Linked DNA regions of Mus musculus: region 2 is linked to region 1. The links are chromatin loops, found by intact Hi-C in ENCODE. Cell type or tissue: gastrocnemius. All regions are shown on one strand. Each heading gives the region's core, and the rest is flanking DNA. Links, peaks and the distances in the headings are about the cores only.

What was found. Peaks named below come from ENCODE experiments on the same cell type or tissue, not always from the same donor. Only the 100,000 strongest peaks of a DNase experiment are listed, where the experiment ranks them.
Region 2: it touches region 1 in a loop (7-fold over the local background); 31 of 42 quality-filtered maps call a loop at or near these places.

Annotation. Positions count from the first base shown.
Region 1 is chr2:126,590,194-126,598,165 of GRCm38, forward strand. It overlaps Hdc (histidine decarboxylase), which reads right to left. Exons shown (of 12, transcript NM_008230.6): 10 at 7,678-7,776; 11 at 4,644-4,745; 12 at 3,466-4,493. The coding sequence ends at 3,768. Among named protein-coding and RNA genes, the nearest start is that of Hdc, 24 kb to the right of the region's middle. In gastrocnemius, for the core only: a CTCF peak has its summit at 3,784 (motif pointing right); DNase peaks (open chromatin) are centred at 1,596, 3,798 and 4,218; H3K4me3 peaks cover 761 bases; H3K27ac peaks cover 615 bases.
Region 2 is chr2:126,659,258-126,667,229 of GRCm38, forward strand. All of the region lies in intron 1 of Gabpb1 (GA repeat binding protein, beta 1), which reads right to left. Among named protein-coding and RNA genes, the nearest start is that of A630026N12Rik, 12 kb to the right of the region's middle. In gastrocnemius, for the core only: a CTCF peak has its summit at 4,440 (motif pointing left); a DNase peak (open chromatin) is centred at 4,433.

The sequences.
Region 1 (7,972 bases), core at 988-5,987:
TATTTATTTCATGTATGTGGGGATATAGTCGCTGTCTTCAGACACACTGAAGTGGCATTGGATGCTCATTACGGATGGTTGTGAGCCACCATGTGGTTGCTAGGAATTGAACTCAGGACCTCTGGAAGAGCAGTCAGGGCTCTCAATGGCTGAGCCGTCTCTCCAGCCCCTCAGGCTGCTTTCTTATAGAACCCAGGACCACCTGCCTGGGGTGGCACCACCCATAATGGGCCGGGCCCTCCCCTATTGATCACTATTTGAGAAAAGGTCTTACAGCTAGATCTCATGGAGGTATTTTCTCAACTAGGCTCCATCGTCTCTGGTGACTCTAAGCTTTTTTCAGGTTGAAGTGCTTTTGCCGTAAATGACTGAATCATCTTTCCCACCCTTCCCTCCCCTCTTACAGTGACTTCTAAGAAGTCTTGAGACTCAAATCACTATCTCTATTATGTCTAGCTATATACATTTCCTGAGCACGTAATGTGCATAAGAGACTCCAGGACTGCCAGTGAGAATGGATATATCCCATCCTTGTACATTTTCCCAATAATTTGGAATGGTTCTTGCTATTTGTCAGCACGTGGAAATTACAAAATCCTGTCCTTGCTTGATTGATCCACCAGTGAGAAATTTAACCCAAGACTGCTTTTAAGAGTTTCATGTAGGGGAACGCCAGGGCCAAGAAGTGGGAGTGGGTAGGTAGGGGAGTGGGGGAGGTGGGTATGGGGGACTTTTGGGATAGCATTGGAAATGTAAATGAAGAAAATGCCTAATTTAAAAAAAAGTTTCATGTTATGAAATCCTGTCAAAGCAATGATGCCACTCTGTCACCGGGGGCATCTTTTCAGGTAATGGGGTATATCACCTATACCATTAGACAGAACATTACAGCTCCTGCAAGTGTAGCCTGGTGGGCTCTGACTGCCCTTGACCCATGCTTATTTAGATTATCCAGGAGAAATTAAGAGCTAATGAACTCAGATCCCTGCCAGATGAGCCTCTTCAGCCTCCCACTTCCCCCAGAATCCCCCACTCAGGTTCAGTACCACAGCTCTACCGTGTGAATGAAGACATCAGGCAATGACCTCAGTCTCTGTGTTTGCATAGGTTAGCCATCACCTGTGAGAAATAACCAGTTTAAAGACTGATCTTTCTTATTTTATAAGGTCATATCCTATATGCAGTGGTCTTCACACACACACACACACACACACACACACACACACACACACACAAAGCCTCACATTGCATAGAAATCCAGATTCTGATTCCTACTGATGGTTCTGTGGTCCGGTCATATTTGTGCTGACTCAGCATAATTCGCATCCTCCAAACTGGGTTCGCTCACTCTGAGGCTCAGCTCTTACATGTAAGGGCCTCAAAGTACAGACCCAAGAAAAGCCCAGCATCAAGACATACCTTGTTTTTATGTTTTTCTCTCAGATATATGCATGTGTAGTTCGCTACAGAAAAACTGAAAGCAACCCCTTCAAGTACCTTGTCAAACTTCTCTGTTAAAAAGGCACACGGCTCTCCTAGCCCAGCCATCATCGGAGAGGCTTCCTTGGCAGCTGACTGGAGCAGATGCAGAGACCCACAGCCAAACACTAGGCAGAGCCAGGGAGCCCTTGGAAGATAGGGAGGACTGTAGGAGCCAGAGAGGCAGAGGACATCACGGAGAACATGACGGGGCTCACAGAACCTGAATCAATAATCACAGAGCCTACATGGGTCTGAGCTAGATCCTCTGCAGGTATGCTATCGTGTGTAACTCGGTGTTCTTCTGGGACTCTCAACAACAGGAGCAAGGGGCTGCCTCTGACTTTCACTGCCCTCGGGACCCTTTCCTCCTACTGGGCTGCCTCTTCAAACCTAGTGGACCTGGGGGAGAGAGGAGGTGGAGGGGGCACCTGAAGGAGGGGAGGAAAAGGAGGGATGGGAAGCTGAGGAGGGAAATTACACAGCTCACTGACTTTACTTAGCAGCCACTGAGAGAACTGGACAGAACACCACAGACCGGTGGTTTTGGACAGGCAGCAGCAGCATCACCTGGGAGCATCTTTTGTTTTTGTTTTGGTTGGTTGGTTGGTTGATTTGGTTTGGTTTTTTTTTATTTTTTGTTTTTTTGTTTTTTTGTTTTCCAGACAGGGTTTCTCTGTGTAGCCCTGGCTGTCCTGGAACTCACTCTGTAGACCAGGCTGGCCTCGAACTCAGAAATCCGCCTGCCTCTGCCTCCCGAGTGCTGGGATTAAAGGCGTGCGCCACCCCCGCCCGGCCCACCTGGGAGCTTCTTAACATAAAGCCCTGACCCACCCCCACCCCCCCACCAGACCCAGATTCAAACGCCGTGGGGTGGGCTCAGCAATGTGAGTTTTCATAAGCCCTCCCACTGGGTCATACACAGGCTCAAATCTGAGAAGGGCTGGCTCAGCATAGCGCAATTGCCTGTGCCTTGAAATCACCTGGGGGCATGTTAACCCTTTTAGAATCTAGTGAGTTTTCAGTGGTCTTCCAAATTGCTGTATATTAGCATCACCTGGAGTACCTAACACCCCCCCCCAAAAGCCCAAGGCCACCCCCATAACAACCAGCCCAGTATTTCTGGGAAAGGAAGTCAGGAGTCAGTCTTCTTTTAAGATTTATTTCATTTTTAATTATCTGTCTGTCTGTGTCTGTTTCTGAGTATGTAAGTTCATGTGTCAGAGGAAGCCAGGGGCATTTGGTCCCCTGGAGCTTGGGTTATAAGCGGTTGTAGACCTCCTGACATGGGTACTGGGAATTAAACTCTTGTCTTCTACATTGAAAGTGTGTATCCAGCCCCACACTGGAATCACTGAGCCTTGTTGCTGTTTTGTTTTTTTAAGATGCCTGAGTAGGCAGTTTATAAATGACAGCACTTCTGCCTCCCTCATAAAGCTTTCCATGAGCACAGTGGAAGCCACAGAGTTACTTGAGAATTGATACTTTAACAATACAGACTGCTGGTGTCTGCTTGGAGGCCCATGCCTTTAATTCCAGCACTTGGGAGTCTGAGGCCAGCCTGGTCTACAGAGTGAGTTCCAGGCCAGCCTGGGCTATAGTAAGCCCCTGTCTCAAACAGCAAGCTGCTTTCCTTGCTTGCTACCAAGGGATCCTTCAATTCTACTTTCTTGGAATTAAAATTTCCAGGGGCTGGAGAGATGGCTCAGCAATTAAGTGCACTAACCACTCTTCCAGAGGTCCTGAGTTCAATTCCCAGCAACCACATGGTGGCTCACAACCATTTGTAATTGGGATCAGATGCCCTCTTCTGGTGTGTCTGAAGACAGCTACAGTGTCATGTTTGTTTGTTTGTTTGTTTGTTTGTTTGTGTTTAATCTTCAGCCTTCTGAAAAGCAAGACGGGACACAGGATTGCACCTCTGACACAGTACCTGCTTTGTCATCAATGTTTTGTGTTTTGGCTGTCAATTAACACAGACTATGCTTTATTTTAGATATAAGCACAATTTATTTCTAAGTTGTTTTTCACATTACAAGCTCAACAGCACGCCACCGTCTCAGCCCCTTCTATCACACAAGCGCCTGCAACCTCTGGAGCATGCCCGCTTAAACTTCCCAGTTACAATCTGTTGTGGATCACGAAGACCCTGTGAGGTTATGATCAAAATAATGGGCTTGCTTCCCTCAAGATGCACACACACATAATAAGCACACAAACTGCACGCAATTTCGAGGGGTTCCCCAACTCCCTGAAGCACAGGCACTCTTGCATTCTGATTGAGGACTCTACACCATGGCCTCCAGGGGGCAGCACGGTAGCTGGCGAGCACACTGAGAACTGCATTCAGGAAAGCTGGGGACGCTGTAGAACTTGATCAGCTTTTTGAAGGCACCTTTCTTCATCATCATCATTTGTTCTGGGAACCCGGAAAAGATTCTGGCCCGGAAGGAGCCCCCATTCTTCAGTGAAGCGTCTGCGGGGAGTGACTTCTGGGCACTCATAGGCACACTGTTGCAGCTGAGGGACCGCGTTGTCTTCCTCCTGTTCTGGACGGACAAGTAACTGAACAGAAAGGACGACAGCTTGTGCTTGGTGGTGTTGGGGGCCTCTTCCGAGAAGCAATCATCAAAGGGATCCGGCATCGTTTCCAGATCAGAGCCGCCTTCCCTTCTCGCCAGACTGGCTCCTGGCTGCTTGATGATCTTCCGGGCCTGTGCTGGGTCATCTCCTCCCTCGCTGACTGACTCCAGGGATAGCCCTCTGGTCCCTGGCGGTGGCGGGATGACGTTCTTGGCCCGAGGGCTCGGCTGGGAAGTGCAGTGCTGGCTCAGGACAAGGTTAGCAGCCTCTTGGATGAGGTGCCAATCTCTCAGGATGTCCTCCTTGGTGGTAAACTGGGATGTCACAGTGAAACGGATGATCAGCTTGTCTTGGATAGTAGCCGGGATGAGAAAGAGCTGGCCAGCTTTGGCTATTTCCTTTAACACACTTTCTGTGAGACAATTAGGACCCTATAAGAAGAACAAAAATAATTGGATCCTACATTACACTGCTTGTAAGGGCTCCATGAAGCCCAGCATTTACTGGTCTGAAAGACTCAGTACCCCCTCAACTCTGGAGTAGAAGCATCCTTCTCCGGGAGCCATGCAAGAGCACAGTACCTTCAGACGGAAAACCACCAAACCAAGGTGCCTCTTAGCAGGAATTTCGAAGGAAGGGTCGCTTCTGACCAGAGATTCAAAGTATTTAGCCATTTCTGTGCCCTGGAATTGTAAACATAAAGAACACTGTGGTTAACAGGCCAAAACCAAATTGCATCTTTGATACTGTTCAACAACTTTAGACCAGAGACACGGACAAATTCTGAGACCTGTGTGCCTTCTGCCTGCCTGTCTTCCCTATTTGATCTCGCTCATATTCAAGCTGACAAACCTCTACTTCTGTCTCGTCTCTGTCACCTCACACCCACCCAGAGACCTTGTGTCTCAAAATCCTCTTTCAACTTAGCTCCAGAACTCAAAAGACGAGTGCTTTATAACTCAGCACTCAGTCTCCTGTTCTGACTCCTCAGCTTCCGCATCGGCAAAGGGAGCCAGCAAGGGCCCAACTCAGCGCCCACAGGGAAGCAGAGGAGGCTGTGCAGCCGGAGCCATAACTGCCTCACCTCATGGAGCTCATCGCACTCCGTGGCTCACGGGGAGCCTGTATTCTAGGTAGCACTACCACCTGCGCCACGGTTAATAGGTTCAGGGTTTCTCCTTGGAATGGTGAAATGTTCTGGGAAGAGCAATACTCACTTATTCAATATAGGCAATGTCACATTACATTGTACACTAAAACACAGGTTTTTAAAATATGGCCTGTATATTTATCATGGAAAAATTAAAGATTTCAGACTGAAATAAAGAAAATATCAGCTGGGCGGTGGTGGCGCACGCCTTTAATCCTAGCACTTGGGAGGCAGAGGCAGGCGGATTTCTGAGTTCGAGGCCAGCCTGGTCTACAGAGTGAGTTCCAGGACAGTCAGGGCTACACAGAGAAACCCTGTCTCGAAAAACCAAAAAAAAAAAAAAAAAAAAAACTGGAGTGATGGCTCAGCAACCACCATCTGACAGTTAAGAGCACCAACTGCTCTTCCAGAGGTCCTGAGTTCAATTCCCAGCAACCACATGGTGGCTCACAACCATTTGTAATTGAATCTGGTTCCTTCTTCTGGTGTGTCTAAGACAGCTACAGTGTACTCATATACATAAAATAAATAAATAAATCTTTTAAAAAATAAAGATTTCATAGCATATTGATCTTTTATAAAGTTTTTATGAACTTTTAAATTTTCCTGTGGTTCTCTTGAGTTTTACATTTACATAGAATGCTTGAATATAGGACAGGGCTGTGGCTCAACTGGCAATCCACTAGCCTACCTTGCACAAAATGCTGACTTCAATCAACAACTGAATAAAGTTAGACATGGGGAGGTTTCAGTAGGAGGATCAGAGGAAGTTCAAGGTTGCCAGGAATGATGATATTTAAGTCTTTAATGCCAGCACTCGAGAGGGGAGCCTTGAGCTCCAGACTAGCAAGAACAACAAATGAGACCTGGGGGCGTGGGGAGGGGGGAGTAAGTGACAGACACAGCACATGATAGGGCTAGAGATTCCAGTCTGAGACTCACATACACTCTCTGCTAAGTGAATTAATTTTTAAAGATTTATTTAATGTATGTGAGTGCTCTGACTGCATGTACACCTACATGCCAGAAGAGGGCATCAGATCCCATTACAGATGGTGGTGAGCCACCATGTGGTTGCTGGGAATTGAACTCAGGACCTCTGGAAGAGCAGTCAGTGCTCTTAACTGCTGAGTCATCTCTCCTGCCCCACTAAGTGATTTTTTTTTTATGGGCTGGAACTCCCACTTGATATTTCGTTTTAAAAGAAGACAGAGCTTCAGGTGTCTTCCTTGACCATGAAGAGGCGGTGCCATTTGAACCAACCTCTATCTGCTCCTCTATCTGCTCCACTCTCTCTCTCTCTCCAGTCAATTTCAAACTCTTACCACCGCCTCATGAACTTTTTCTTTTCTTTGAGAAAGGCTCTCTCTCATGGATCCTAGACTGGCTCAAAGTTACAATGTAGCCAAGGACGACCTGGTACCATTGATCCTTCTGCCTCCACCCCCCACTGTGGAACTACCTGCAAGCGCTGCCAGGAGAAGGTTAAGCAATACTAGGGGGTCAAACAGTGGCTTTGTGCATGGGGAGTAAACAGTGTACCAATGGAGCTACGTCCCCACTTGATCCCTAAGAAGTTCTTCATGTGCAAGTCCAGGCCTTGTCCGGGAAAAGCATACTAACTGTTCTCCTGGCCTTTATATGCCCATGCCCCATTTCTAACCTGGTTATGATTCTCCCCTATAACTCCTTTCCTCTGGGCCTGTTTTCACCACCTGCCCTGTCAAAATTCTCCATGTCTCACTCACATGCCCCACAATGTCCCCTCAGAGCCCACCTTTGTCAGCATCCTCACTTTTTAAAATCCAAGGGAGGGTGATTCTCCCAAGGCTTGGGCGGCAGAAAGTAGGTCTCCCAGTTAATAAGACATTCTCCTCCTGCCCTATTCTCTTCCCTCCCATGAGGCAAGCTGTGTATGAGACAGAGCAGAGGCCAGGGGAGAGGAGGACACAATTACAGGTAGTGTGTTCACTACAGACCTCACCTAGAAGGTGAAGAGCAGGTGTGGCTGTGTTGACACACCATTCACCAGGGAGCCATGACAGCCACTCCTTCTTAAAGACTCGGCCCTACTTTGACCATAGACCCTGCTCTTTGACCTACTTTCACTTTCTCTTTCCGTAAACTAGGCTTTTGAGTGCTCAGTTCTCAAAGACAACAACAGGAAAGGTGAGACTCTCAGGAAATCGGTGAAACAAGGGATGTCAGAACAGAGGAAGTTGCACTTAGTGGTGACTGTTTAGAAAATAAACAGTGTGAACTACAGATCACAGACAGTCCACTGGGACTACATGGAGATCAGCGCACCTCTACATAACCAACATTCAAGTCCCTCTGCGCACCCTACCACTGAGCCACAAACCAAGGATCCCCTGGGCAGATTTGTAAAACCGAGGCAAAGTCTTCCTTCCCATGGAAAATGCAAAGAATCATGGGCTTAGTCCCACGGCTCTCGCGCAACATACGTGTCTGACATGTGCTTGAAGATTCTTCACCCCGAAGGACCGAATCACAAACCACAGCTTAATGGAGCGAAAGCGCCGGCTCAAGGGGATCTGCCAATGCTAGAAACAAATAACACAGAGCTCATGGTTAGAAGCAACGTGCCCACTCCCTCGGGCACTCCTAGCATTCTGTGTTGCCTGCAGAGCACTCCTGGGATTTCCCTGGTGTCACCATGACTCCCAAAGCTGTTGCTAAGGAGCAAACCAAGACAAGCTTATCTGGGTAACACTAACAGTTCCAAGCCTGTGACCTGGA
Region 2 (7,972 bases), core at 1,875-6,874, 70 kb after region 1:
TGGAGTGTCTGAAGACAGCAATGGTGTATTCATGTGCATTAAATAAATAAATAAATAAATAAATAAATAAATAAATAAATAAATCTATCTATCTCTGAAGACTAATGTCCCAGCCAGGGAGGAAGGAGGAAGAGGGAGGCAGAGAGGACACTCCGACGTCTATGTCAGGAAAGGCCATGGCAGGACTCTATAGGTGAGCAAAGTCTTAAGGTGCTCAGATTTCACAGACAGTCATTCTAAGAAAAAAGAAAGCTTCAAGTCCAGAAAGCCTTCTTGTTAGAAGCTTAATCTGTGATACTGTATAAAAGAAAAACAGGGAAGACTGTAGGCCTGTGAAAAAGTGAAAACATGGGATCTTTTTGAGATTCAGTAAGAAAAAGCTGCAGCTGGGATTCAAATTTGTCTTAAAAAGAAATGCAGTGCACTCACAAGGTTAAAGTCATGAAGGAGAGAGACCAGAGCAGCCGCTCATGTGAAGAGCTGTCACTCAAGAAGAACCCATGAGAAAGACCTTGGAAAGGTTATCTCTTCCAAGAAGGAATAAGACATGCTACATACTTGGAAATGTTAGGAGAAAACTATAAGAAACTTCTGGAAAGAACTACGCCAAATTGTCATGTTTTGGTAGGTTCTGTAATATGAGAGCATGCACACCCTGCACAAGACGAACCACAGAAGGCCATGAACACCAGGTGGGCACACAGGTGGGATTTCCTAAGTGCTATTCCATGTGTAACAGTAAGAGTTCATATTGTCCCCTGTAGTGACAAATATGAAAGCTGATATAAGCAGTTGTAGAGTTTATACGAGTTTTTCTTTGTGTGTTTTGTTTGTTTGCATGTAACACGTGCAACATTTCTTTTACCTTTGTCCTTCTGGGGTTTTTTCCCTCTCTCCCATTTTCTTTTCTTTTTTTTTTGGGGAGGGGGGTGTTTCAAGACAGGGTTTCTCTGTAGCCCCTGGCTGTCCTGGAACTCACTCTGTAGACCAGGCTGGCCTTGAACTCAGAAATCCACCTGCCTCTGCCTCCCGAGCACTGGGATTAAAGGTGTGCGCCACTACGCCCGGCTCCCGTTTTCTCTGTAACACAAGATCTTTAATCTCTGCAAACACACTACACTTCTGATCTCTGATAAAGGTCCTTCCTAGAGATCATCTATCAGTAACCAGCACACCAAAAGGCAAAGGAGCCTTAAGCAGTAATTTTCCATTAAAGACTATATAATCTAGCTGGGCGGCGGTGGCGCACGCCTTTAATTTTAGCACTTGGGAGGCAGAGGCAGGCGGATTTCTGAGTTCGAGATCAGCCTGGTCTACTGAGTGAGTTCCAGAACAGCCAGGGCTACACAGAGAAATCCTGTCTCAAAAAAACCAAAAACAAACAAACAAAGAAAAAAAAAAACTATATAATCTGTAAAAGAAAAGCTGACCTTTCTCCTAGAAGTATAGCAAAATCTAAACGACTAAACACAATATCTATAAAGTAGATGAGCCAAATTTCATTTCAATGTCTCTAAAATAAGACTTATCCTTCAAATAAGAATTTTTAAATTTTTATATAAAGAAAACACTTTTACATTGTTTATACAGCTAAGCAGACCCATTTGGCATGTATAGTACCAGAAAGAGCAACATCTGGAGAACAACTACACAGTGCCAGACTACAATTTTCTTGTCTAAAGTTAGTCTTTTATTCACTTTGATTTTTACACATTCTGGAGAGTAGGTCCTCTGCCAAATTCAAAATTATCAGGAACTCGTTTTCAAATCCTGATTTCTTGATTCTCTACCCATTTTCTTTGATATCATGCTATCTTCTATGCAAAGGCACACATTTTTAAAAGTTATTTGTAAAGCATTTAGCTGGAATTTGAAAGCATTTAGCTGGAATTTGCACTCTTTACAGACTTCCACATATACACTCCACTTCAGATTAGCTTTGCAAATTATACAAAGGCAGAAAAGGGTAGACGTTTTTTAATAAGAGAAATTACATTTATAAATGATCTGTTGTAGGATATAAGACATCTCTAGTTATAGAAAATTACTACTCATGCTGTACAACATATACCTTCTATTTGAGTTGATGATAAAGGGCTATATACAATGGGGGAAAAAAGAAGCCTAACTCAAAACAAAGATGGGGAGAAAACATAAATAAGAACCCAACACAGTGGTAAAAGAACAAGGTGACCATGTAGTCTTCAAAAAGAATGAACTGTGGACTGTCATTGACATGTAAACTAATTTCTACTGTAGTCTAGTAGTGTAGTGATTAAAGCTTATACTTTTACACACTGCTCTGTTATGTATGTCAACAATAGCAAACGTGAACCAGCTTTAACTTAATTTAGTAAATTTATTAAAAGTTCTAAGAATACAACGAACCCACTAATTAAATTATTACCATTCTGTTAACCTACTGTAAAGGGGGGAAAGTAGATAAGTTATAATGAAAACAATCTAAAGAAAGAAAAGTTGTTCAGTTAGAGAACCTAACACCACAAAAAGTAACTATTTAATTAGTCCAAAGCTATATAAGAAAATCTATGTGATGCTCAGCTAATAGGCATACTTTAAATATCAAAACATAAAGAACAAAATATAATCAGGTGTGTTAGCACACAGATTACTCTCAGCAACTGAGAGGCTTAAGTAGATAAAAGAATCTAAGTTCAAGACTAGCTTGGACTACACAGCTTGCCTTGGAATATATTTGTATCATACTAGTGGATCGTTTGTTAATATTTTTAGTGATATATACATATGTACATATTTTTCTAAGTATATGTGTATATATAGTACTAAAATTTTGTACACACACACATATATATATACATATATATATTATATAGTACTTAACTATGAACAAGTGATCTAATAGTATGATTATGGGAAAATTTTCCATTTTATAGTTTCTGTAATTTTTATGGACCATATTACACTGCACAGCTGTCAAGTAAGTAAATACAACCCTGAAGAAGGTCCCACATGCCTGCTACTAAACAGGAGGAGTGGAAGAAAATGAAGGATACTGCAGAGCACACTTGATGACATACACTTGAGTAAATATACTCCCAGAACTTCCCCATGTTTCAGTTATTCAAAACCTACCGTATTTAAGACCCTGGCACTGAAGCTACTGTGATTTTTTTTTTTCGAGACAGAGTTTCTCTGTGTAGCCCTGGCTGTCTTGGAACTCACTCTGTAGATCAGGCTGGCCTCTAACTCAGAAATCTGCCTGCCTCTGCCTCCCAAGTGCCGGGATTAAAGGCGTGTGCCACCAAAACCATAGACAATATAACAGATTCAAGTCACTACACTAAGTCAGTGGGTCTCAAAAGTATCAACATTGTCCCCTAGAGGACCGTTGTTCACACAGGGAAGCATTGGAGATTAAAAGGTGGGGAAGTCTCTAACATGTACTAATGGTCCTGTCAGAAATACTAACAAGTCTCACAATGGGGACAATCTCAAATGGCGAGGAACAGTCTCATGTTCTGGGTCCTCCACTGGACCAGTAGATACTCTTAACCGCTTAGACATCATCTCCCCAGCACCAAAACTGTATTCATTTCAACTTAAGAGAAGGAATTAAACACTTTAAAAGATACAAATGGATCTAACAGGAAGAAAATCAAAGATGCTCTCATTTTTTTGTCCAGACAAAAATTTTAAAAAACTTTAAATAATGAAAAATATCAAAATGTAGCAAACATTTTTCTATGCTCACCTGAAAACACAATGAATTCTGACTGGGAGAAATTCAGTTGCATCCAGACAATGAAAATGCCCAAGAGTCTGGGAGCTGGTCAGCAGGTAGGAGGGCTGCTGTGAAACACGAGAACCACAGTTCAGGACCCATAACACCAGGTGGATGGGAGAGCCTAGCACCTACAAGGTGGAGATAAGGCTAGCCAAATTCATAGTGCTCTGAGTTCAATGAGAGGCCATGCCTCCAATAAATAAAATGGCGAGCAACTGAAGACACTCAATTTCAACCTCTGGCCTTATATGCACACATGCATGTATACCCATATATGTGTAAATGGGTCAAGTTTTCAGTTCATTCAGGCTGTTTATCTACAGCACGTTAAATCCTCAGGAAAAAATTAGTATTAAAAAAATGAGGGTTAGCAATTAAAATATAGAACTCATCATTTGATTTCTCCATTTGAAGAACAATTGACTGCCAATATACCTACCACTGTCTGTGTTATGCTACATCACTTAGTTTAATACTCCCTTTCCCCGTGAGACTATAAAAATATCCATTACAGTATGTTCCACCTTGACTTCATTTACTGTTTATGAAATGCTTATCACGGTCTAGCATGAACCATTGCTTTCCTTAAATTAAAACCTAAGATCCACCTAGAAACTTCACTTCTCAAGAGCTACTTGAGATCACAAGAATGATACACGGTGAGTGCCATCTAGTGGCTACAGGAACGACAGCTATACATGCATACAAATTTAAATGACATCTTCAATACTTTTATTTAAAAACATTTACAAATAATATGTAATGTATTAAGAATCAAGACTCTAAACTGTATACAACATAAACTGAATTATGTAAAAAAAATTCACAGAAAAAGAAAAAACAATAAAGCATAATAATTAAAAATACAAAATTTCCCACTATTCTGTAAGTTTTGTGCAAGGAACACATATTACTCATGCAATTAAAAACACTTCTATTACAGGGGAATACCAGGGCCAAAAAGGGGGAGTGGGTGGGCAGGGGAGTGGGGGTGGGTGGATATGGGGGACTTTTGGTATAGCATTGGAAATGTAAATGAGTTAAATACCTAATAAAAAATGGAAAAAAAAAATAAAAAGAATTAAAAAGTAAAAAAAAAAAACAAAAAAAACACTTCTATTAAAAATCTCTACATAAGGGCTAGAGAGATGGCTCAGGGGTTGGGAACACTGACTGCTCTTCCAGAGGTCCTGAGTTCAATCCCCAACAAACACGGTGGCTCACAACCATCCAATGCCCTCTTCTGGTGTGTCTGAAGACAGCTACAGTATACTCACATATATAAAAAAAAAAAATCTGTAATCCCAGCAATGGAGAAGATAAGGCAAGATGACGAAGTTCCAAGCCAGCCACAGGGCCATCTCAAAGAAATTAAAATAGCAAAAAAGTATCATTGTGCCAATGTGTACTCCACACTACCACTGTACAAGAACCAATTTATCTACAAGGTCCCCACTCCTATAACCATAACCTTGATCCCAAAGCTCAGATCTCAAGGCCAAACATCCTATGATAACACAAAGTGGAGCAACAAATGTCTCAGGGTAAGCCTGTTTCGGGAACTAGGACCTGACACCAGATTTCAATTGAAGAGTCCTTCTTACTACCTGTTAGGCTTTTCAAGACGGATGTGCCTTGTCCCTGGGAATGTGGGGGAAATGCTCATCTTTTTTTCTCTACTGCATTCTTTTATCCACTTCAGCAATGCAAGCCTGCTCAAAACCAGTGGTGCTCTAGAGTGCATGCTCCTGCTCAGGGACCCTCTCTTCTCTAGTACCTGCTTGCCCTACCTAAAGCATGCACTTTATCTGACCCACCAACTAACCATCATTAAATGACGATACAGTATAATACTAATACACAATATCATGGATTATATACATCCATGCGTCTAAGAATTTTTTTCCCTTGAGACAAGGTCTCACTGTATGGCCCTGATTGGCCTAGAACTCACTTTGTAGACCAGGTTTGTCTTGAAATCCCAGAGATCTGCCAGTCTCTGCTATCTTGGTGCTGGGATTAAAGGTCTAAGAATGTTTATACACCTCCAAGCCCAGCCCAGTGGCACACCTCCTGGAACAACGGCAAATCTTTCCCAAACAGTTCCATCAGTCACAGAACAAAGACATTCCTGACCAAGGGTTACAGGCTTATTTGCCGTAAGTTTATAGAAGAAAGTGTGTTTGCAATAGAATCCTGGGCCCTTTACATCACACTTGTAGCAGTCTATGGGGGCCATTCTCACTCAAGCCATCATATTCCTCTCCCTGGTCCCCATATGCCCTTGGTCATATTATAATGCAAAATGCATTCAGTCCAACTTCAAAAGTCTGAATAGTCCTTCATAGTCTCAACATGTTAAAAAAGTCCAAAGTCTCTTCTGTATTTGTAACCCTTTGTAAAAGCAAAAGCAAATTACATTAATCCCAGCTTAGAAAGGTACAGTATGTGCACACACGCATTCCAAAAAGGAGGAAAGGTGCCATGTTGAGCAAATACTGGACCAAGCAAGCAAGCCAGCCAGCAGGGAAAACTCCAGATCCCATAGCTTCACGTCTGGAGTCAGAGGGCTTTTAGATGGCTCTGTTCTTCCACCTTTTCTGCCTGAAACACACTTCTCCTGGGCATGTTCCATTCCCTGTATGCAGTGCTTTGTTAGCAGATATTTCATGTCTCTGGCATCTCGGAGACCCCAAAACAATCCATGTATCACACAGCCTCTCAGACTCTCCATGGAGGGACACAGGTAGATTTCACAACTCCTTTAATTCATGTATTCTTCATGACTCTAAATTCATGTGGATGCTGCTGCAAAGGTTAGCTGCCAATAAAAGTCATGAACTATTTCTTTAGTGGAAATTTCCCATTTTTGTTTGGTTGGTGGGTTGGTTTGGTTTGGTTTGGTTTTGGTTTTCTCAAGACAGGATTTGTTTCATGCCCAGCCTTGGTGTTGACTATGTGGCATGGTCATTAGTAATCACTCTTAGGCAGATCTACAATGAAAAGGAGCAAATAGAACAAAAACAAATACAGAAATGTACAATTTGAAAAGAAAAACAACATGAAGAAATTCAATGTTAGAGCCCAGACTTGTGCAGATAAAAATAGCAGATTAAGACAAGGCCTGATCTGAGCAAAAGGAGTGGCGCCCTCGGGGAAAGCCCCCACCCAGCTCAACTGAAACAACTTTCTGCTCAGAGTTAGGCGAAGTGCCAAATACTTTTGACCCTAGAATTTGGGATGAAAAGGCAGGTGGATCTGTGTCAGTTCAAGACCAGTCTGGTCTTCATAGGGAAATCCAGGACAGCCAGGGCTCTTTAGAGAGGTCCTATTTCAAGATCAGATCTTTAAAAACCCAAATAATAATAATTTAAAAAAAAAAGAATTTTTGGGCTGGAGAGATGGCTCAGAGGTTAAGAGCACTGACTGCTCTTCTGAAGGTCCTGAGTTCAGATCCCAGCAACCACATGGTGGCTCACAACCATCCTTAACGAGATCTGGCACCCTCTTCTGGAGTGTCTGAAGACAGCTACAGTGTACTTACATATAACAAATAAATCTTATAAAAAAAAAATTCTGCTCCTAAAAAGAAACAAATAAAAATTGTTGCAAATGTGATTTAAAGGGGCCAGGATTCCACTCCAAATAAACTCTCTCTTTTATAAACTTAGATTCATCTATAAGCCTTGGCCATGTTTTGTTACAGCAACATAAGAGTAGTACATAAGTCGGTATCAAGAGTGGACTGTAGCTACGAAGAACCTGACCATGCTTATGTATTCTCTCTCTCTCTCTCTCTCTCTCTCTCTCTCTCTCTCTCTCTCACACACACACACACACACACACACACACACACTCACTCACTAACTTTTTACATTTTTTGAGGAATGTGGAAGACTGGAATTTTGGACTAGAAAAGCATCTAAATGCTGTAATCAAAAGCTTAAAGAGCCACTCTCAGAAAAACCTGGAAGACAGTAGTTCTGAAGGCAGCACAGTCTAAGCTGGCCCAGTTCAACAGGCCCTGAAGGGAACAATACTAACAACTGTGCAAGAGGCAAAAAAACTTTGGCAAAAACATGGCTGGTGTTTGCTCATGTCCTAAGAACTTGCCTAATGCTAATGAAAAAGTAATGAACTAATTTCTTGGGTATAGAAAAAATGTCAAGCCTGCACAGTGTTGCGTCTATGTCATGGTTATTAACA